Regions from separate parts of the Homo sapiens genome. Here all the other regions are linked to region 2. A link is a loop called in an ENCODE intact Hi-C map of the cell type or tissue named here. Cell type or tissue: pancreas. All regions are shown on one strand.

What was found. Hi-C counts contacts between places; a loop is a spot of excess contacts. Peaks named below come from ENCODE experiments on the same cell type or tissue, not always from the same donor. Only the 100,000 strongest peaks of a DNase experiment are listed, where the experiment ranks them.
Region 1: it touches region 2 in a loop (2.5-fold over the local background); 21 of 110 quality-filtered maps call a loop at or near these places.
Region 3: a loop joins it to region 2, with 4 times the contacts of the local background. A loop is called at or near these places in 70 of 110 quality-filtered maps.

What each region holds. Positions count from the first base shown.
Region 1 is chr1:7,038,255-7,046,254 of GRCh38, forward strand. The region is part of intron 3 of CAMTA1 (calmodulin binding transcription activator 1); the gene reads left to right. Among named protein-coding and RNA genes, the nearest start is that of CAMTA1-AS3, 28 kb to the left of the region's middle. In pancreas, a CTCF peak has its summit at 4,657 (motif pointing right); no DNase peak of the experiment used is centred here.
Region 2 is chr1:7,220,736-7,228,735 of GRCh38, forward strand. All of the region lies in intron 4 of CAMTA1 (calmodulin binding transcription activator 1), which reads left to right. Among named protein-coding and RNA genes, the nearest start is that of CAMTA1-IT1, 140 kb to the right of the region's middle. RefSeq lists enhancers at 3,593-4,093, 4,094-4,594. In pancreas, no CTCF peak of the experiment used is centred here; a DNase peak (open chromatin) is centred at 4,121.
Region 3 is chr1:6,722,932-6,730,931 of GRCh38, forward strand. LINC01672 (long intergenic non-protein coding RNA 1672) reads left to right here and starts at 1,814. Exons shown (of 2, transcript NR_104620.1): 1 at 1,814-1,919; 2 at 6,789-7,081. In pancreas, a CTCF peak has its summit at 4,725; no DNase peak of the experiment used is centred here.

The sequences.
Region 1 (8,000 bases), 180 kb before region 2:
CAAAGGCATATTTACATGCATATTCATTGTGGCATTGTTTGTCATTGCAAAGTAACCTAAATGTCCACCAGTGGGGACATCATGGTGCACCCATAAAATGGAATCTTGTGTAGTGGTTAAAAAGGATACAGAGATCAATGCCATATATTAAGTGAAAAAATTAGTTTTTCTGCCATTTCAATTTAAAGATTTCAAACGTATTTCAAAAATATAACAAAATTGAAAGAGTTTTGCAATGAAACCCATAAACCCACCAAGTAGCGCCTGTGGCTAGCATTTCATTTTACCTGCCTTATCAATATTCACCCTTCTGTTTTCATCCATCCATCTTGATATTTTGATTCATTTCAGGAAGGTTGTACACATCAATACACTTTCTCCCAAATATTTCAACAGGTAGGAATATCATTCATTAGAGTTCACAGTTTGTTCATATTTCTTTTGAAACATTAGTTTTTATAACAATACAGATATTGTATGTACCCATTTATATAAATAACAAAGGCTGGGCGTGGTGGCTCACGCCTGTAATCCCAGCACTTTGGGAGGCCGAGGTGGGCAGATCACTTGAGGTCAGGAGTTCGAGACCAGTATGGCCAACATGGTGAAACCCTGTCTCTACCAAAAATACAAAAATTAGCCGGTCATAGTGGCAGGCGCCTGTAATCCCAGCTACTCAGGAGACTGAGGCAGGAGAATTGTTTCAACCTGGGAGGTGGAGGTTGCAGTGAGCCGAGATCCTGCCACTGCACTCCAGCCTGGGTGACAGAGCAAGACTCTGTCTCAAAAATAAAAAATAAAATAAAATAAATAAATAACAAAGATGTTTCTATATGCCAAGGGTCATAGCAAACCACTTCTGGTGGTAATTTGCTGGAACAGGGTTACTGAGCAATGTGACTTTTACTTTATGCTTTATATACTTCTGTGTGAATTACGCCATTTAATATACTGTTGGAGTGTGGCGTCATGGCTGCCACCTTCCCACTTTTCTTCCTCCTCCTCCTCCTCCCTTCTTTTTTACTATCATCATCATCAAACCTAGTTATACAAAGCTTTGCTTCCCTTGCAAAGCTACAAAATGCCCAGGCAACCCTTGTAATTCTTGAAGCACAGGGGACAGAAATGGAGCATTCTTTGGATTAGAGAGACTTGTGTTGTCCTTAATTAAGTCTGGGGTCCTTTCTGATACCTTGGTTTGAGGACTCTGAATTAAAATTAATAGCGCTTCCTTTCACATCTGAACCATTGTCCAAGAGCCTCCCTCATTTTAGTGAGATATTGAAAAACAAATGGAGATATTTGGAAGACGTGTAGGTATGTGGGGCGATTTATCTCAAGGGGCGTTCTATTCTGTGAAATGCTCGAAGCTAATTGGCATGTGGCTAATGGGAATCGCTTTAAAGTCTGAAACCAAAGTTCTAAAAGGCAGAAAGATGAGGCGCTTAGATTTGTTGCAATTAGGTATCCAAGCACCTAAACCCACTTGATAATTTTCTCTTCATTTCTGTGGGCTGTGGAGTGTGGGAGGAAAATGGGTAACCTATAGGGGAGTGGGAGTGTGAGTACAGACTTACATATAATTTACTTTCCTGGAAAGATATAGACAAGTCATTTCAATTGCCTTTTTTCTGGGGGCGTGTACCCTACAGATTCTGCTTGGAGTTGGTTGGAGTCCATTAGAAGTGGCAAAACATTTTTTTTTTTTTATGGAGGAATTCAGGAACTTTTAGAGCTTTGCAGTGCATATTTTAAAATATGTTAAGTGCTATCAGAAGGCTTGGATACTTCAATCTTCTTTAAATAAATGGATTTTACAATTGCAAAGTGGCGACTTTTCTTTTTTTGGGTGGCAACTCACCACAGCCCCACCTTTCAAGTGAAATTTTAGACACGCTAACTGTGATTTTTTTTTTTTTTTGGCTTTTAGCATTTTGGAATAAAGTCGAAAGTTTCAAAAGCTGCCAGCATATTTCAATTTAATCTGCTGCTGTGTTGTCTCTTGATAGCGTAATGCCAGGGCTACAGAGATGTTTTCACGATGTAAATAATTTGTGTACTGTAAGTTGTCTAAACACGGCATGCGTGTGATCCGGTGCAATCAGATTGCTTGGATATGGCTTTACGTGACGGACTGTAATGGTTGCTTCGGAGTCATTAGAGCCTAGTATGTAAATAATCCACATTTTAAAATTGTCTTAAATGTGCTTAGACAATGGATGAATGCCTCCTCTGGATTCATTAATTCCATCAAGAATTCACAGTTCACAGCACCTGAAGGCATCAGCCTGCTTCTTCCCAAATGAGCTCTTGGCACTGTCAGCTTGCCCGTCTCCCAGGTGTACCCGTAAGCAGGGAGTCAGGGGTCATCTTTTCACCTTGACATGTGCAAGGTCATGACCACAGCCAGGTACAATACAGAATAAAACCCTGACCTAGGACTTTCTGCCTTGGCCATGGATCTCCCTCTTTTTTTTTTTTTTTTTAAAGACAGAGTCTCACTCTGCGGTCCAGGCTGGCGTGTGCAATGGCGCGATCTTGGCTCACTGCAGCCTCTGCCTCCCTGGTTGAAGCGATTCCCCTGCCTCAGCCTCTCGAGTAGCTGGGACCACAGATGTGCACCACCATACCCAGCTAATCTTTGTTTTTAGTAGAGACTGGGTTTCACCATGTTGGCCAGGATGGTCTCGATCTCTTGACCTCATGATCTGCCCGCCTCAGCCTCCCAAAGTGCTGGGATTACAGGCATGAGCCATGGTGCCTGGCCCTCCCTCTGTTTTTTAAGACAGGTGCGTGTGGGCGCAGGAGGCGGAGGGCCCTTATGCTGCCCTGGCATTTTGGAGGAGCAGGGAAATGAGATAAAGCTGCAAAATGACTCCCTAAAAGTTGGCCCCAAGCCAGTGCGGGCGACGGTGTCAGCCACCCTTGGTTCATTTTCTACACGAGGCCCCACACGGCCCCGGAGCTGGAGCTTCTACCGAAGGGTTGCCCTCTGTCCCCTTCTCGGCTTCCTCTGCAGAGGGGCTCAGAGCCAGTCCAGTCAGACCTGCGAGGCCTGGGCTGTGGCTGCTGTGGCTTTGCCAGCATCTATTGTCTAAGAGGGCTGGGGAAGCTCACTGTTTGAAACACACACACACAACAGAACATAAATCAGAGGCAGAATCTTTTAACATTTACAGTTTTAAGTGAAATTCCTGTTGAGAGTCTCTTAAGCTAGATTTATATCTGATTTTGCATTGAACTGTGTCGTTATGTGGGGCTGAGAAACTCTTACGAAATTAAGCATAATGCGAAAACATGCTGAAAAGACAGTTCTGTAGAAATGTGAAACATTATTATGTTATAGAATATTGGAGTGAAGAAATACGCATAAAGGCACAATTACCATGGACATTTTCCTTTTAATGATCCTTGTACAATCCTTGGCAGAAAGGTTTGCTGACGTCTCCTCGTAGATAAAGGAAAATTGAGACGATATTGATATTCTACATCCGTTTTGAATTCCAAAGAATATCAGGAGAGCGAACCAGTCTGTCTTCATATTCAAAACAGCAAGGCCTAGACTATCTCGATACCTTGGGAGGATCTGTCATTAGTGTTTGGGGATTTGACTGAAGCCTCCACACTATGGACAGACCAAGTGGTGGCAATAATGTGTGCAGGGGTTAACGTCTGAATGCTCTGATCTGGAAGCTTCTAGAAGCTCCTAGAATGGGTTGAGGTTGTTGGATGCTTGTCCCTGGAGAGTTTTTAGGGTTTAAAGCATCTGTCTAGAATGTCTTGAGAGTGTCCTTGGGGATAGGGTGATAGAGGTGCTTGCTTGTGCTAAGGTTTGTTCCAGGATACCCTGTTCAGCTTTGTTTTCCACAGGAGAATTCCCCTCCTCCAGCCTCTGACTTCTGCTGCCCTGGCTTAGGGCTAAGGGGATATTGATCATGGCCCCTGGGATTTTATCTTTCCTTTCAGTCTCCAGAATGACTCCCAAAGCAGATGCTGCTTCTCTTGCCTCCTCGTCCCCCTTCCCTGGGCTGCCCTGGCACCATAGCCTGGGTACCCAGTGTACCATGGAGTGTGGGCAGAAACGCTGTTTCTTCCTCTTGTTCCTGGCCGACCTTCTTCTCTTGGCTGGGACTTGTGATTCCAGTGGGGGGAAAGGAGCCCAGTTTCCCTGCCTCTCCCTGTTCAGCCCTGGAGCAGCTGGAGCAGGGCTGGTGGTGGCGCTGAGATCGCAAGCCTTCCAGAAACCCTTCCTCCCCCTGAGCTCATGGCAGGTCCCCTGGCAGGGGGAAAGCTTTTGCTAAAAACCTCCCTGAGCCCGTGCCCTCTAAGCCTGGCATTGAGATGCCACCAGCTGGTCGGGGGAGGGGGAGCAGCAGCCGAGATGCCGCCCCAGGTTGGAGCGCGGAGGCCTTTCGCATTTGCTCTGGAAGCATCATCTGAGAAGCCCTAGCGGGTTTTGCTCAGGGTCAGGTGACAGCCAGTCTCCTCCCTTCAGTAGGGCTGGCAGCAGCTCCCGACTCACAGTTCCTTCTCTTCTGCTCTTCTCAGAACCTCTTAAAGGACCTCTAGGCGTTTGTTACCTAGAGTTGCTTGAAATTAAGCTATTTAATTCTAATTTGGCTGTGCAATATCTGATTCTTGACCACCAGAGGTCACTGTAATAAGGTAGAAAGCAGGTGTTTCTGAGAGTCTTCAATGTGTGGTTGCCTCAAGAAAACAAAATGAAATCAACCAAACCACCCCCCAAGTTTCTTCACTGGCCTGGGTGTGCTGCAGTGTGCTCTGGGGCATGGACACGCAGCCCCAGCTTTCTCACTTGTGGAAGGTCTGCCCAGCTGTGGAGCCTGGCAGGACGGGACAGGTGGCCACTTAGGGAACATTTGACTGCCAAGGCCGCTGGCACAGGCCTCTGGGCAGGCTTGCTTTCATAGGATGGTGGGTGCATCGGGGCCTCACTCAGAGGCAGGGGCCCTCCTCTTTCCCCCACCCTACGCTCACCCTGAGCTGCATTCTCAAAGTCCATTTCTGGCAGCAACCTGGGGTTAGATTTTCTTAGGTTAATTAGGCTTGTCTGCCTTACCTTTCTGTGTGTGCACTTGAGTGTGTGCATGTCTCTGTGTGTGTGTGTGTGCACGTGCCTGCTCCGTCAGGTGGGGTCAGTAATAGTGCTGTCCACCTACAGCTATTTGGTGTTAAAAGGAGATGGTGCATGATGTCGGGTGCTTAAAAGCACAGGGCTTGTTTTCCAGCTAGTGTCCGGGAAATGTGAGCCATCAAAATTCTCATCCAGAGGCTCGGCGGAAAACATTTACCCCGTTGCAGAATGGCTTCGACTCTTTCTCAGACCCACCCTTCCTGTCCTCTTTGGTTGGTCATCTTCCTTATATGGTGACGTTTTTCAGTAGAACGTAAGAAACGCCTGCCTTTATTAGCAGTGGCTCCTGAAGGTTGGTTCCAGGGAAGCTGTTTTCGTCTTCGGTGGGTGGCTCACGGGAGAACATTAGGGCCTTGGGGGTGCAGTTTGGCAGGCTTTGCATTTAGCAAATACTCGGGCCCTCAGGCTAGAGCTTTTGTGAGACTGCTCACGCACTGGTTTCTCTTCCAGCTCTAAATCCCCGAGTTGCCGGAACACAGAGAAATTAGAGATGCATGTGATCTCCGCAGGGGGCCAGGCAGCCAGGGGAGAGGGTGGTTCTGGATGCAGGAGCTCACATTCCTCACTGGGAACATTTGGAGGATATAGGTCTAGGGGAGGGTGACTGTATTACCTGGATCCTCCAGAGGGCCATTAGGGCTGCCAGCGGAGGTCAGGAGCAGTGATCTACGGGAGATGCTGCCGCCATCCCCTTCAGTGGGAATTTCTCCTGGATGTCTCTGCAGAAGGCACGTGGGTGTCACATATGCACACACATGCATGCACAGCGCATGGCTGGGGCTGCAGAGCAGGCGCCCCAGTGTCATGGACCCTGTGGCCACAGCTGCTGGGCCTGTTCACACACGGTTGGGACTGGCCAAGGGTCTCACCCAGACTAGACGGGAATGGGGGAGACCCAGAGAGACGCAGAGCAGTGCCGCTGGGGACCCCGGGGACTCAGAGCAGTGCCGCTGGGGACCCTGGGGACTCACAGCAGTACTGCTGGGGACGCCGAGGACGCAGAGCCGTGCCACTGGGGACCCCGGGAAAGCAGGGCAGTGCCACTGGGACCCAGATCATGCCCCTCTGCATGTAACCGATGGCACAAACACCAGGCCTTCAGCAGGGCCATAAGCATCTGAGGCTAGGAAGGCACATGCGTGATTAGCAGATGGGTGATGGGGCCTCTAGCGGGCAGATTCTGTGGTGGCGCTGAAACAGGAGACGTCCTCTCCGACCTTGGAGACCTGGCATTTGGAGCCTGAATGAGCCAGAGACAGGAAGCCTGTCCCTCCCCTCTCTGGGCGACCTTCCGAGGAGGCATCAGCTCTTCCCTTGCTTTGGGGAGGGAACTTACCCTGCGTGCAGTCCTCCTGCCCCCCTGCCTGGCGCATCTTTCCCCCTCACGTCCTCTCCCCCACTCCCTCCTCTTCCCGCCTGTGGTTTTCTTTCCCATTCCTGTCTGCCAGCAGTGCCTCCTCTCCCCATTAACATCCCGCCATTTTGATTAAAAAAAAAAATCCCCCAAAATAAAAACTCATACTTGTTTCTATGGGCTTCCTATGTTTCTTTGGAAGCAGCCTCTTCATAAACCCAGTGAATAAATCTCTTCAATTGTTGAGACTCCTGTAAGAGAGTCTGGTGAAGTATAGCTTGTACCTGAACACTGCGCAAATGAGTCTATCCTGTTTTTAATCATGGGCCAGAACTAAGCTAATGTTTTATGTGCTTCTCTTTTAAAATCCTCCTAAGGACCCCGAGAAGCCAGCACTAATATCATCCCCACGTTTTAGACGCAAAGCAGTTCAAAGTGTTTAAAAGATAACTTGGTGGTGGTCACCCAGCGAAAGGTGGCAGAACCCAAAAGCTTGCTCCTTATCCACTGTGACTTGGCCTCCAGGGATGAGACCAACCTCTCCTGGAAGGGCATTGCTGTTGCTAGCCACACCTGCCCGTCTGGCCCCCTCCTGCTGTAGTTGGAAGCATCTTTCCTGTTCATTCTGTCCTCAGCTGAAATAGCAAACAGCTGGTCACCATCCGGCACCAAATACCCCCAATACCTGAGACTGCATGTCTGACTAGTCATTAATTTGTACCCCCCAGCAGGCCAACCTCAAACTCTTTAAACTTTATATATATCTACATTTGAAAGATTATTTTTATTCCATTAGAGCCGTTACATCCTTATTGTAGATGCCCTTAGCAAGAAGGGTTTCTGGAAGGGGAGGCCCTAGAAGGTGACTATCGGTACTGAATCCTGGTTCTTTTGATTCCAGATATGAAATTGGCTTTTAGAGCACATTGTGCTGATTAAGCCCAAATAACACCACATGAGTAGATTTTAAAAGTCTCCTCTTGAAGACGTCCTCTAGCATCTGTTGTTGGATTGTGTGGCTGATACGGGCTTGGAGTTAAGCACATCCTTCCTCGATACTAGTTCTCTCTTTCCATTAAAAAATGCAAATGCAGAGGCCTCGAATGTGCCCGATTTAGATGTTTTGATATGGAAAGGTAATGTTAATAAGGGCATTTGGCAGTGATGCACTGAAGAAAATAAAACAGACGCATGGTTTAGGTTCTGCTGTTCCTTCCCAAACTGCTTTTCCAGGCATCCAAAACCCAGCTCTTCTGAAAGGGCCTGGGATTCTCCAGTGGGTGCCTTGGTTGGGAGGGGACCCCTTCATGAGAATCTCCCTCTTCTCTGACCTCTCTCAGTAGAAGTGCACAGAAAGTCTGATCTCAGATCTGCCTCTGCATATTAATAGCAATATTATGTTTAAATTGAAAATTTCATTTTTCCTGCCTGGTGTGCAGGCAAATAATTGAGACCTAATTTACTTTATTTAATAAGCTAGTAGCCAATGTA
Region 2 (8,000 bases):
CGGACAGGGAGAAAGGAATTGTGCTCGGGCACCCAGGTGGCACCTGCTGTCCCCTGACCTGGCACCACGGGCCCAACTTTGGGTTTTAACTTCCCACGAGTGCCTGGACATGGAGAAGAAGTGGTGGAGAGGATGAGGACATATGGGGAGCGATCTCCAGGGTCACTGAGGTCCTGTCTCCTGCCTCCCGCTCCCTAGGGCCCTCCAGCTGGGCCCAGGAGGTCTCCCTCCCACCTGGTTGTCAGTCAGCTTCTGCTGTGCCCTCACGGGGAATTCCTCCTAGAGCCCACCAGGTGGGAGAGCCAGGGCAGCAAGCACCGAAGGCCGGCACGGCACCAGCACAGATGAATGGCCCGGCTTTCTCAGAACCCATCCCCTGGAACGCTGGAGGCAGTGCAGGAAGGGCCGGGTTCTATGAGAGGACCTTAGGCAGCAGGAATACTCCATGACAGCAGAGATGCTGGGGCCTTTTCCCCAGAGCCTTATTCTTTTTTTTTTTTTTAATCTTTAGACAGAACTCTCATTCACAGCATTTAGTTACTTGTTCATTCATTCATCATTCATTCACTCAAGCACTTGATGGGTATTGCACTCTCCTACCTTGTGCCAGAGACTGTGTGAGACTCGGAGAGTTGGTAACACACCCAGAGTCTTGCCTTCGGGGGCTTTCACGAGCAGAGCCATTGCTCCGGCTTTTGGGTTTCCATAGTGTGCATTAGCCTTTGAAGGCCTCCAGGAAGTCCCTCCAGAATCAGACCTGTTCCATTGTGTTCACTGAGAATTCTGCAAATTTCTTTGGTGATGGGACTTGATTCTTCTTTATATGGTACCAGGCAGACCAGTGAATGCGTCGTGAAACACCTCTCCAGGCCCGTGGAATGGGGTGGGGAACGCTGGGGTCTCAGTGTGAGCCTGGCCTTTGGATTCAGACAGTGCTGAATTACAGTCTCAGCCCTGCTTCTTGCTGGCTGTGGGGCTGGGGCCACATGAACCGGCTAAGCTTTGGCTTTCTCAGAAATAGTTTGGGGATAATGATTCCTGCCTAGTGGGAAGATTAAATAAGATAAAGGAATGGCAAAGTTTTATCCCATGGTCAGGGAGGATGGTGACTGCCTTGTGCCATGGGTGACCCCTGCCTTCCTTCAGAGGGCATGTGCACAAGCTGGTGCATACACACACACACACACACACATACACACACACACACACACACAGGCTTCCTGTAGTCCTCGGTTGCCTGGGAGGCAGCAGTGACTCTGCCTTCTAGAAGTCGTCTGAACTGTCTGCTTTCCAAACAGGGGCGACAGGACTGTGACTCGAGGTGATGGGTTGCTGAACTGCTCTGCTGCCAGACACATTTTGCTGGCTTCTCATAATGTCACTGAGATCTGGGAAATGGACCAAGCACGATTTCCAGCTAAATGAAACACTTTGGGGCCATCAGCTAAATAGATGATGCTTTTGAGAAAACCCCATGAGCATTGTGTCAGACAGGCCGTGGGACCCTGCAAGCCTGTCTTTTTCTGTGCTCGTCTGGGTGATGAGACATCGCCCGGGCTGGTTCCATGAGCACCTCTGGCTGTGAGGACCTGCGTCTTCTGTCTCAATGCACCTGCGGGGAGGCTGAGATTTGATCCTCATGGAACATTCAATCCTTTCTGCATCTCGCTGTCTTCCTGCCCTCCTCTTTCTCCCTTCCTCTTGCCTGACTGTTGACTACAAAATAGGATATTATTTAGGAACGTGTCCTTGCCTCCCTCCCTGGCTCTACATCACCCCATGACATAGTGGCTGTGCTCAGGCGGAGAGTGAGTTATGTTTCTGTGGGCAGGAGTGGGTCATGAGTCCTGAGTCCTCCCTAGACAGCCCCAGCCCTTTCTCTTTGTTCCAAGGGGCCCAGCCACCATATTGATTGTTTCATCCCTCTGCACTGCCCAGAGCTGCCTCCTGGAGCACGCTCTCTTCTTTCCTGATGGCAACGGTCCCACCTGATGGCAATGGTCCCTGGGCCAGAGGATGCCCATTGGTCTTCATGGAGAGAGCTTGGGTCAGGCCCACTTGGTCTCCAATCCTGGCTTCGCCGCGTGCCAGCTCTGCAGTGGTGCCAGCTTATCCTGCTAAGCCTAGCTTCCTCTTCTACGTGGGTATATCTGCCTCAGGTGCAGCTGTGAGGATCCGGGGTGATGCTCATGAGGTGCCCGGCACCCTGTGTGGCACAGAAATGACCAGAAAATACCAACTCACCCAATGCCAAGTCTTCACTGTCCTTAAGATCTCAAACCTTTTTTTCTTGATCTTCTTCCCTTGATGACCAACGCTCTTGTTCCTCTCGCCCTTGCGGGCCACCCCCTCATACATCTTTCCTTGGGCCACAACTTAGGCCTTTGCCTTGCCTTTACTTACCTGTTGATCCACCCACCCACCCACCCACCCACCCATCCAACCATTCATTTCTTGCTTCATTCATCCAGTGATGTACTGAATGTTTCCTACATGTGTATGTCAGGCTAGGGTGAGCAAAGCAGATTCAGTGTCTCCCTACCCTAAACTTAGTGCAGGAGAGGATAGAGACAATGGAACAGGTGCATGTGCGTGTGAGTATGTGTATGTGTGATTGTGTGCGTATGTGTGTGAGTGTATGCATGCGTGTGTGTATGTGTGTGTGAGTGTGTGATGGGAGGTAGGTGCTAACAGGGAGAGTCTTGAGAAATGGATACTAGGGTCACCTAACAGGGTCCTGAGGGGTCAGGAAAGCTTCATAGAGGAAGTGACTCTTACCTCCTTGAGCAGATATAAGCAACCTGAGGCCAGGGGTTGTGCTTTCTAGGGCCTCAGAACACCAGCATCGTCAACAGGTGAGTGCCTGCCATTTATATGAGGCCCTGGGTTTGCAAAGAGGGATGAATATGCAACATAAATAGTAATGCAAAGGGACAGTTAATAAATACTTGTCCGATGAATTCATGGATGCATGTGCCATTGCCAGGCTTATATTTGCTAAGCAATCTTCCCAGCATGTGTTAAATCTCTGACTCACCATGAATAAGGAGCTTAGAAGAGCTCATTTGAGTTTCCACGTGGTTCATGAATATGCAAGCGAGATTCCTTTTAATCTCAAATTTTATTTTATTAGATGTATTTACATGTATTTATTAGTTCTCAGGTTTACCTTGGGGCCTATGGGATATTTAACGAAGGTATCATCCCATCTTCACTGCAGTTGTTAGAGGGCGGGGTGGAAGATTGCTGAATAACTCGATCACCCCAGATGACCAGAGATCTTCTGGGTGTGTAATGACCACAGACTAATCTTAATCATAATCACTACCATGAACCCACATGACATGCAGTTGTATAAAGGATGGGGCACCTTAACGTTTGTAGCACCTTTACATAAAGCCAGAGTGCTCAAGCCATCCTGGACCTCACCCGATGGGAGGGAGAATGATGCTCTGCCAGGTGGAGGCCTTAGGTCTTGTCAGTCTCCTTTTACTGCAGGAGAGGCTGCAGGCTTAGCTGGAAACATAATCGCTGCTCAAGGTCAGGCTGTGCCCAGTGGCCGAGGCGCTTGGTGAGCTTTCCACTGGATGGCCTAAATTTGCACCGCTCTGCAGGCTCTCGTCCCAGTTGGCAAGGGCGCCACAGCTGGATGGCTCAGCGTCCACCCAAAGGGAAGTGGAAAAACCAGCAGCTGGCTGAATCTGAGAAGGTTTTCATGTTCCCAACGAGATCCAAGAGCAAAACAGTTTTCTGAAACTATTTTCCACTTGCTAAAATTAAGGTTATTATTATTATTTTTCAGGAATCTGCTGTGTACGGGTTTTATTTTTAAATGTCATCATCGTTTTGTACAGGAGCACAAAACTCATGAATTCCGTCCCTGCTCAAGCGGGGTCCCAGGTTGGAGGCGTGACACCCGCGCCTCTCCGCTGGTGTCATTGATTGCTAAGGGCAAGGCTCTAGGGTTAGTGGGGACCTGATGAAAGCCCACCTGGGGCTCTTGATGTGGGAGTGTTTGGTGGATATGCCTCCCTGCCCCGCTCCCCAGGGCCCTGCTCCGTAGCTGCTCCATGTCGTCTGGATGGTCCGTTGGCACCCTGCCCACCGCACTTCAGCTTCCCTTGCTGCCACCTGCATGGGCTGCTGCCCTGATGAGTCTCGGGTCACATGAGCTGCATCCTTATTGCCGCAGCCAGCAGATGGCAGAAAGCGCCTTGACCCCATCGTCTAGTGTCTCCTTGACTGAGATGAGGAGGCTGGAGGAGAGGCTAGGAAGAGTCAGGAAGGGGCTGTAAGGGGCCAGCTGGGCAGGGCACTGGAGCCTGGGGCAAATTCTTACTGATCTTGGCAGATCTCTTTTTTTTTTTGAGATGGAGTCTTGCTCTTTTGCCCAGGTTGGAGTGTGGTGGCACGATCGCAGCTCACTGCAAGCTCTGCCTCCCGGGCTCATGCCATTCTCCTGCCTCAGCCTCCCGAGTAGCTGGGACTACAGGCGCCCACCACCATGCCCAGCTAATTTTTATATTTTTTAGTAGAGACGGAATTTCACTGTGTTAGCCAGGATGGTCTCGATCTCCTGACCTCGTGATCCGCCTGCCTCGGCCTCCTAAAGTGTTGGGATTACAGGCGTGAGCCACCGTGCCCGGCCAGCAGATCTCTTTTATTACCCAGAAAGACCTCTACTGTCACCCTTTCCCTCCCCACCAACAATATCCTGGGAGCCTTTTCTCCGAGTGGCCCTGGGAATTCTTCATTTAAGGCATTGGATTTCCCTTGGAACTTCCCTTTCCTGGGGTTGTGGGTGGGGTGTTGCTGAGAACACCTGGGAGGGTCCATCAACAACCCATCAAGAGTGGCGAGGCCGGCACCCCAGTGCAATGTGCCAGCGGGGTTGACAGCTACCCCAGAGGAAAGGGTGGAAGCTCAGACACTTAGCAGGATTTCGGGGGTTCACTTCTCTGCATCAGTCCCTCTTTGGAGAAGGTCACAGGCGCATGATCATAGACTTTTGGTTGGCTCAGAGTTCCCTCGACAGTGGCATTTCCAGCTCAGAAGTTCAGGGTCTAGTCTCCCTGCAGGAAGATGGTGAGTGACAGAAACACATCCCCTCGACTGTTCCAGTGTGGCTCCTCTGCTCATCCCTACAGGGTTCCTGCCAGCAGCGAACCTTTCCGAGCCACTGATTCCTCATCTCAGGGGTTGGGATCCTAGCATCCCCTTTTGGGGGTATCCTAGGATGGCAGATGTGGGATGGCCTGGCGTGTTCAGCCCAGTGCCTGTCCACAGCCCCTTGAGGCAGGTGTTTCCTTCTTGCCTTCTCTGGCTTTGAGTTCAGTTGTCCCCACATCCCCTGAGGATCCAAAAGGGGCTTTTTAACTCTGCTCAATGAGAACTTTCCTTGAGGCCAAACACGTGCCTCCAAAGAACCCACTTTTAGGGGGCATGCAGGCCAAGGTTTATTGCAGTAAAAGGAGGTGACACAAAGCTCACTGCCTCCCCCTCAAATTCCCGCCCCGCCACCTCACCCTCATTGCCTGCCCCTCGTGGAATTACAATCATCTGCTTGTTATTTGTGATTTCCACTTGCCTTCAGGCTGTTCCAGGCAATGGCTGAGTTTCATCACCCTTACATCCCTAGGACTGGGTGCAGAGCAGGTGCCCCGTGAATGCTTGCTGAGTTCATGCTGTAATCCCTGTCCTTTAATTTCATTTAAATTAACATCTTTCTCTCTGATAAAGATAGAACAGGCTCATTGAAGAACATTCTTACCACACAGAAAGATACAACAAAAAGCAACCAACTTCACAAACATCCTCTGAAGTCCCATTTCCCAGAGATAGCCAGGGTCAAGGTTTTAGAGAACTCAATGCTTCCGGACTTTTCCTTATGTACACATAGACATATAGGTGCTGGGTAAGTGAAGAATTCTATAGAAATGAGATCTCACCATGCATTCCATTTTGCAATTTTTTTTTAAATAATGGAGCTCTTTCCATGTTAACAAATAGAGATATGCACATTTTTTCTAATAACTATCTACTATTCTATCAATATCCTGTGATTCATTTACCAAAGCAGTTAACTGAAGCCTTTTTTATTTTTTATTTTTTTTTTGAGATGGAGTCTCGCTCTGTCACCCGGGCTGGAGTGCAGTGGCACGGTCTCGGCTCACTGCAAGCTCCGCCTCCTGGGTTGACGCCATTCTCCTGCCTTAGCCTCCTGAGTAGCTGGGACTGCAGGCACCCACCACCACGCCTGGCTAATTTTTTTGTATTTTTAGTAGAGACGGGGTTTCACTGTGTTAGCCAGCATGGTCTCGATCTACTGACCTCGTGATCCACCCGCCTCATCTTCCCAAAGTGCTGGGATTACAGGCGTGAGCCACCACGCCCGGCCAACTGAAGCCATTTTTAGGGGTTTTCCACACTCTTCCTATCATAAACTAGGCTGTGGAGAATGTCACTCTGTCCGTCTCTGTGCCCCTGTCCGCCCAAATTAGTGGGACCAACCCCTTTTACAGGACACCAACCCCATTTATAAGTAGTTTACAGGATGCTACTTTGCTTCTGTGAACTTATCCCTTTGTTTTATTGTTTTTCGTTTTTGTGAGATGGAGTTTTTGCTCTTGTTGCCTAGGCTGACGTGCAATGGTGTGATCTTGGCTCACCGCAACCTCTGCCTTCTGGGTTCAAGCGATTCTCCTGCCTCAGCCACCTGAGTAGCTGGGATTACAGGCATGCGCCACCATGCCTGGCTAATTTTTTGTATTTTTAGTAGAGACGGGGTTTCTCCATGTTGGTCAGGCTGGTCTCGAACTCCCAACCTCAGGTGATCCACCTGCCTCAGCCTCCCAAATTGCTGGGATTACAGGCATGAGCCATTGCTCCCAGCCGAACTCATCCCTTTGTAAACGTCAAGTTTCTCCTGTGTGGGCCAATGTTCCTGGGGGCTGCCTGGGTTTCCTAAAATGGGGGTAATGATCTTTTATGACAAGGGGCATCCTGAGGAGTGACCAGTGACTGAGAAAACCTGGTAGTCTCTCTTGCTGCAACAGGATTGTATGCTGCGTGAGGACAGGAAGGGCTGTTTCTTCTAGCCCCTCCCCTCCCCAGGACTCCTCACCCAGGGCCCCTGCACATGGGGACTCGGGGTGGCTGCTGACTGCAAGAAAGAAGGGCCAAGGCGGGAGCCCCAGGCTGGCAGCGCTTTGTCCCTCAAACCTGCCAAAGGTTGTCGCCAGGCTTTGCACTCATCTTCTCAGCCACCTAGCTCCCCTGGCAGTAAAACATTATTTTCTATGAAATGATATGTCTGACATTTACCAAATTTTTATGTGACAATTTAGAAGGAACTGGTTGCATTAAACAGCCTTATTAATATTGCAGTAACATGATTGGGGAACATCATGGCTGTTAGACCACAGGGCTCTGATTTATAAGCTCTGGAGGCACAGAGGTCTCCATTGACCAAAACACCTTCAGCTCAATTCATGTATGGTTATCGAAATCCAGAGATGCAGTCCTGTGATCACGCAGCCCGTCAAAACAAGGGTGGTGTTGCGAGCTCTTCAAGAACTCCGGACTCAGCCGGGCATGGTGGCTCACGCCTGTAATCCCAGCACTTTGGGGGGCCGAGGCGGGCAGGTTCATGGCAGTAGTCAAGTGGGGCTCGTGCATGTGAGCCCTCGGCATAGCTCCTGACTCTCACTTCGTGCTCAGCAGGTGTGGGCTCTCACTGCGGTTCCAGCAGGGCCCTGTGGTCTCTGTTCCCAGCCCCAGTTAGGAACACACTGGAGATACTTTTGGAGACTCTTCTAGATCTGCAGAAGACCCCAAGATAAAGGGCTGTGGCTCTCCCAGGGGTTTTCAGCCCTCTGGGGACAGACATGTGGAGCAAACTGTAATGAAGCAAGAGCACCTACAGGGGCCTCGGACCGGGGATGGCGTTGCGGCACAGGAGGGGTGAGAACCTGCCAGCAGAGCAGGAGGCAGTGGCATTC
Region 3 (8,000 bases), 500 kb before region 2:
GCCCCAGATTCCCTGCCGTGCCCAGGTCTTGGAGTGGTAGGAACTGCTCATGCAATTTTTCCGAAATTGGCCAAAGCTTCAAGACCTACGGGGTTTCCCATTTGGTGCTCAGAATGTGAATTTTTTTTTTTTTTTTTTTTTTTTTGAGACAGAATCTTGCTCTGTCGCCCAGGCTGGAGTGCAGTGGCACGATCTTGGCTCACTGCAACCTCCGCCTCCTGGGTTCAAGCAATTCTCCTGCCTCAGCCTCCTGAGTAGCTGGGATTACAGGCGTGTGCCACCACGCCCGGCTAATTTTTTTTGTATTTTTAGTAGAGACAGGGTTTCACCGTGTTAGCCAGGAAGGTCTCCTGACCTCGTGATCTGCCACCTCAGCCTCCCAAAATGGAATGTGAATTTTTATAGTTGCCACGGCAAAGTCTCCTGTTATATGGGTATAGTGGGTTGAATCGTGGCTCCCAAAAGTGATGTCCAAGTCCTAACCCCCAGAACATGAGAAAGGGACCGTATTTCGAGAATGGGTCTTTGCAGATGTAATGAAGGATCTTGATATCATTCTGGATTGAGGATGGACTCTAGCTCCACTGACAGGTGTCCTTATGAGAAAAAGGTAGAGGCAGATTTGAGACACAGACACAGGGGAGACGGCCATGAGAAGACAGAGGCAGAGATTGGAGTGAAGCAACCACAGGCCAACAAGTCACCGATACCAGAAGAAGCAAGGAAGGAGTCTGTCCTACAGTCTTCAAAGGGAGCGTGGATCTACTGACACCCAGATTTTGGACTTCTGACCTCCAGAGCGGTAAGAAAATAAATTTCTATTGTTTTAGGCTACCAAGTTTATTACAGCAGGCTCAGGAAACTAATACTCTAGGTGACGTCTGCTCCTCCACCCCATGCCTCTGCATGCTTGGGTTACAACAGAGAGTGCTTTCCCCTTGGTTGAACAACACTTTTTTTCTTGAGAAAAGAAAACATAAGGGTAAAGCAGTTTTTGGAAGGGTTACTCAGCCAGCTAGATCGTCAGAATCAACTCTGGTAGGAGTGGGCCACAAACATCCATCCTAGGGCATCCGGAGAGAGTCATTCTCCCTAACAATAGCTCTGGGCATGGCTCTGTATTCGTCTGTTCTTGCATTGCTATAAAGAACTACCTGAGACTGGGTCATTTATAAAGAAAAGAGGTTAAATTGGCTCACGGTTCCACAGGCTGTACAGGAAGCATGGTTGGGAGGCCTCAGGAAACTTACAATCATGGCGGAAGGTGGAGGGCAAGCAGACACGTCCCACGTGACTGGAGCAGGAGGAAAAGAGAGCGAAGGGGGAGGTGCTGCACACTTTCAAACAACCAGATCTCACGAGAACTCACTCACTATCACGAGAACAGCAAGGGGGAAGTTTGCCCCCATGATCCAATCACCTCCCGCCAGGCCCATCTTCCAACATTGGGGATTATAATTTGACATGAGATTCGGGCAGGGCCACAAATCCAAACCGTATCAGGCTCCACATTTTGTTTCTTTGTTTTTTTTTTTCCCTGTCCTTCCCTCTACCTGAAGCTCATTTGAAAGCAAGTTTCCATTGCTGCTATTCCTTCCTTACTTTGGTCAGAATCCTCTTTTTGTGGTATCATAAATGGTTTCCATGGAAACAAAAGGTTAGGATAGAACAGTGCCAATGTGCATGTAAACTTCAGAATTAAACAAGGGCTGTTGTTTTTGCCTGTCATGGAGTTCCGTTCATTCTGAACATGTCACCGGGGACTTTGGAATGTGTATCCATAACTCCCTGATTTTCAACCACATTCCAGCCTGCCTGACTCATGAAGCGTGGAGCGACCCAGGAACATCCCAGCTCCTCATGTCCCACATTCTTCAGGCTTTCTCTTAGTTTTGGCATGTGCATGTAAATGTCAACAGGTGAGGTGAGATTTGCTGTAAAGAAGCAGATGGTCCCACAGGGTAGGCTGTGGGAGAGATGGAAGTTCTAGCAGGAGATATCACAGCCAAAGACTAGCAATCTAGGCTTATCATTTGTTTAGTGCGTCAGAACCAGTGAGTCGAGGAGGAAAGGAGACCCAAGGCTATGTGGTTGCCCTCACGACTGGGAGTTTACATTTGCTTCCTGCCAGAACCAAGGACATAGCGACCGATGTGCACAGACTTCTCCAAGGTTGTTTAGTCATTGGCAAAAACAGGCCTTCACCCATCCTTGAACTGGGTCCAAGTAACTGAGATGTGCCTGTAGTGGAGGAGCGCAGGTGGAGGTTCTGAGTCCCTGAAGCTCTGCATCTTTACTTTACAAGAGATGCTGCCTGGGAGTTCTTACTTCAGAGTAAGAGGGGTGGCCATGTTATCACCCAGACTAGAACACTTTCCAGAGTGAGAAGAGCCGCTATTAATTATAGGGCAATGGCTAGAATCTGGTCTGTCCCTGGAGAAGAGGGACATCTGACAACCCTATCTTTATTTTATTTTTTTAGATGGAGTCTCGCTCTGTCACGCAGGCTGGAGCACAGTGGTGTGATCTTGGCTCACTGCAACCTCTGTCTCCTGGGTTGAACTGATTCTCCCGCCTCAGCCTCTCAAGTAGCTGGGACTACAGGCGCCCGCCACCAGGCCTGGCTAATATTTGTATTTTTGTAGAGATGGGGGTTTCACCATGTTAGCCAGGCTGGTCTCGAACTCCTGACCTCAGGTGATCTACCCGCCTCGGCCCCTCAAAGTGCTGGGATTACAGGCGTGAGCCATCACGCCCAGCTGGCTATAACCCTATCTTTAGGCCAACTTGTACCCGGCTCCACTATGGAACTCAGTGTCGAAGTGCCCGGGCTTCCTGCCCTGGTTCTGGAGATGGGTGGTGGCAATGGCTGCACAACAGTGTGAAGGTAGTAATGGCCACAGAACTGTGCCCTTCACAGTGGCTAAAAGAGCACATTTTATGTTATGTCTGTTGCACCCCAATGAAAACAAATAGCAAACGTTCTGATATTCCCTCCAAACCAGCTGCTTCTGCTGACTCCTCGTCTCAATTAATCGCGGCTCTGTCTTCCGTTTGCTGAAGCCGAAGACCTCCCCGCTCTCTCAGAGCCCATGTCTGGCACATCAGCGAATCTCGTTGGCACTGCCGTCAAACACATCCATCTAGGATCTCCCCGCACTTCACGCCACCCACCGCGCTAGTCTGTGGATCCCTGTTTCTCTCTTGGATGTAGTAATAGTCACATAGCTGGACTTCTGCCCTGGCACTTCTTCAGCCCCTTGTTAGAGGAATCCTGCTAAATGTTGGATGATTTACCCCCCACCTCCCGCACCCCCCGCCACACACACATAGGAGCTCCACTGGCTCCTCATAACTCTCAGGGTGCCAGCCTGTCTCTGCCATGACCCGAAAGCTCTCCGTCATCTGTCTCCCGCCCCTCCCTCACTGACTCTATCTGCCACCCTCTCCCTGTTGTCCACGCTGCCCCAGCCCCACAGGCCTCCTCCTGTTCCTCAGACTCCCCAGGGATACTCCTGCCTCAGGGCCTTTGCCCTGGCTATTCCCTCCAGCTACAATGCTCTTCCTGAATCTGCATGATTCGATGCCCACTCCCCCATTCTCAGCCTGTCCCCACATCTCAGTGAGCCCTGCCCGGGCCACCCTGGAAAATCTCAGCATCCCAGGCTGGGCGTGGTGGCTCATGCCTGTAATCTCAGCACCTTGGGAGGCCAAGGCAGGCAGATTGCTTGAGCTCAGGAGTTTGAGACCAGCCTGGCCAACATGGCGAAACCCCATCTCTCCTAAAAATACAAAAATTAGCTGAGTGTGGTGGTGCGTGCCTGTAATCACAGCTACTTGGGAGGCTGAGGCAGCAGAATCGATTGAACCTGGGAGGCAGAGGTTTCAGTGAGCCGAGATCATGCCACTGCACTCCAGCCTGGGCGACAGAGCGAGACTCCATCTAACACACACAAAAAAAGCACTTTTTTTTCATCCTCCCAGCACTTCTTGTCCTCCTTGCTTCCCTTGTTTTTTTTTTTTTTCACATTCACACATATGATGATCCAGCATTCTACATATTTTATTTATCTTATTTATTTTCAGTCTTCTCCACTCAAATGTATGATATTTAAGGCAGGGGTTTTAAAATGTCTTGTTCTTGGCCAGGCATGGTGGCTCACACGTGTAATTCTAGCACTTTGGGAGGCCGAGGCAGGTGGAGCACCTGAGGTCAGGAGTTCAAGACCAGCCTGGTCAACATGGCGAAACCCCGTCTCTACTAAAAATACGAAATTAGCCAGGCGTGGTGGCGGACGCCTGTAATCCCAGCTATAATCCCAGCTACTCAGGAGGCTGAAGCAGGAGAATCGCTTGAACCTGGGAGGCAGAGCTTGCAGTGAGCCGAGATCACGCCACTACACTGCAGCCTGGGTGACAGAGTGAGACTCCATCTCAAAAAACAACAACAAAATAAATAAATAAATAAAAATAAAATGTCTTGTTCTCTTTTTTCCTCCAGTGCCCAGATCAGCGCCTGATATATACTTGGCACACAATAACCACTCTTGAAATTCATGAAGGAATCTGGACATTTAGGGGGTTCACAGAATCCGCCGCTTTTAGGGAAGATTCTCTGCCTGATGTGTGAGCGCTCTAACCTCTTCATCTGTGTTCAGTCCCCTTGCAATGCTTCTCTAAGGTCGGCCTACATTTCACTTAATTCAGTGGCTCTCCACTGGGGGCGCTCTTCCCCTTGCAGGGGACATTTGGCAATAAATGAATAAATGGGGACATTTTTGGTTCTTACAAGGGAGGGGAGAGGTGCTACTGGCATCTAGCGGGTAGAGGCCTGAGATCCTGCTATTAATAAATACCCTATGTCATGCTCTGGAAAGCTTCCCATAACAAAAAATTGCCTGGACAGATGTCAACTGTGCCGAGGCTGAGAACCCCGATCTACACTGATCATATTAGGAATGATCTGGTCTGCATTTAATATGAGGGAAGTCTTTTGAGGGCTGTTATGGGTTGAATTGGGTCCCCCAGTTCTTATGTTGAAGGCAAGTCCTATGCCCAGGACCTCAGAATGTGCCTGTATTTGGAGATAGGGCCTTTGAAATAATTTAATTGAAATCATTAGGTTGGGCACGGTGGCTCATGCCTGTAGTCCCAGCTACTCAGGAGGCTGAGGCAGGAGAATCACTTAAACCTGGGAGGTAGAGGTTGCAGTGAGCCAAGATCGCACCACTGCACTCCGGCCTGGGCCACAAGAATGAAATGTTGTCTCAAAAAAAAAAAAAAAAAAAAAAAGAAATCATTAGGGTGGGTCCTAATCCAATACGACTGGTGTCTTTTTTTTTTCTTTTGAGATAGAGTCTCGCTCTGTGGCCAGGCTGGAGTGCAGTGGCGTGATCTCGGCTCACTGCAACCTCTGCCTCCCGGGTTCAAGCGTTTTTCCTGCCTCAGCCTCCCAAGTAGCTGGGACTACAGGCACCCGTCAACACGCCCAGCTAATTTTTGTATTTTTAGTAGAGATGGGGTTTCACCATGTTGGCCAGGATGGTCTTGATCTCTTGACCTCATGATGCTCCCGCCTTGGCCTCCTAAAGTGCTGGGATTACAGGCGTGAGCCACCGTGCCCGGCCTTGGTGTCCTTTTAAAGAGGGGAAATTCGGACACAGGTGCACACAGAGGGAAGATGATATGAAGACACAGGGAGGAGACGGCCACCTTTTGGGCGTGATGATGCGTCTGCAAGTCGAGGGATGTCGAGGCAACCTCTGCAAGCTGCAAAGACAAGGAAGGATCCTCCCTTACAGCCACCAGGGAAAGCATGGCCTTGGGGATGCCTGGGTTTAGATTTCAAGCCTCCAGAACCACGAGAGAATATATATATGTTCTGTCATATATATATATATATGTGTGTGTGTATATATATGAGATGTATATATATGTCTGTGTATATATACATATATACGTATATATACACACATATATACGTGTATATATACATATATATGTATATATATACACACATATATACGTGTATATATACGTATATACGTATATATATACACACATATATACGTGTATATATATACACACATATATACGTGTATATATATACACATATATATCATATATATATATATATGTATATATCAGTCTCTGTCACCCAGGCTGGAGTAGAGTGGCATGATCCTGGCTCATTGCAGCCTTGACCTCCTGGGCTCAAGCAATGCTCCCACCTCAGCCTCCCAAGTAGCAGGGACTACAGGCACATATGCTATGCCTGTAATTTTTTTCGTGTGTATTTTTTTTTGTATTTTTCTTGGAGATGGGGGTTTCACTATGTTGCCCGGACTCAAACTCCTAGCCTCAAGTGATCCTCCCGCCTTGGCCTCCCAAAGTGCTGGGATTACAGGCATGAACCAATGTGCCCCACTGAGATTTCTGTTGTTTTAAGCCACACAGACTTTGGTACTTGGTTAGGGCAGCTGGAGCAAACTAATGCCAGGGCAGAGCCAGTGCTAAATCCAAACTTGATACTAACGGGCTCTATACCCTGTGATGATTAAGGTGTCTTGGAAAAAGAAAGGGTCTTACCAGGACAGTGGTTAGATACTCCCGTGGCAGGAGAGGCCAGAATGTGTAGTCTGTCGGCCATCATGAGGCTCATGACCTAGAGCTGGCCAAGAACACTTGTATAATAAATGTTCAAAGCCACCAGTCACCAAAGCCTTTCATGGGTAAATGACCCCAGCACAAAGTGTTTTTTGCTGATATTAACTTTGGTTCTATTTCAGATCAATAAAGGCAAAAACCAGGAGATCCCATAAATCCCGCTGAGCCTGTCATAGCTATCAAATTATACCCAGATAAAGCTTCTGGTGGCTAATGACATGGCCATCACCCAGCGTGGACGTGGGCAGGAGGGGCTCTCCGGGAGCATCTGGTCTGCTGTGGAGACACTTGTCATCTGGAGGCTCTGTGGCTCTAATGGAGGGTGATGCTTTGAACGCGACTATCTCCCCCATAAAAAAATAAATAAATAATAAGTATAATTTAAAAATAAACAAAGATCTGGATTTGCAGGCTACTTACTGTCGCAGGACCAAGATTAATGGCCAGTGGTAAGTTTTCGTGAAGATCTTCTGTAGCCCGATTAGCCGTGCTGGGAATCCGGAGAGATAATGTCTTTTCACATATAAAAGATCCTATTGATTTCCTGTTAGTATCATCCTGAAAATGTGCAGTGTATATCTATGAAGCAGAGACAATCTTCCATCACTTGTTTTATGGGAAGAGAATGGTTATTGTATCTCTTCCCATAAAATATAATCTCTTTTTCTCTTCCAAAATCTACTCGTCCCTCTGGGAATTTCCACTTGTAATCTGTGGAAGTGAATTGATTTTTTTATTTTGTTTTATTTTTTGCATGTGCCGGTATTTTTATATTTGGCTTCTCTACATTTTCTCATTGTTCTCTGGAGTCTGGCTTTTCTAGATTGTTATTTGAGGTTGTCTAAAAATAAGTAAAAAAAAAAAAAAATCAGTCCCATTGAAACACGCACAGCCATGTGCCCGACAGTGGGTGTCAGGTTCCTGTGACTGCTCCCACTGCGGTGCCCCACCTTTCTCCCCCGTCGGGGCCTGGCGTTTGTAAGTTCCTCAGAGGGCTTCGGAGGCAGTAAGAGGTTGCCTGGTGGGTTCCAATAGGATGCCGATGCAAAATACCAAGTTACTGAATGAAGGAAGTGCTCTTCCTGCTGACTGGGGTTCTCAGCGTTATGTCTGGGCATTGCTTCAGGATCAATTAAGACGCAAGGGCAGAGTCCTACATATTTAAATACTGTGCCCTGAGCAGCGGCTTCCTAAGCTAATGAGTTTGGCTGAGAAGACCCCAGCAATGCAGTCCTGTCCAGACCTTAAATAGAGAGCTTTGCAAACTGGAGCTCCAGCTATGAAGCCAATCCTCATGGTTCTGCCTGCACCTCTTTATTAAGGTAGCTCCCCCT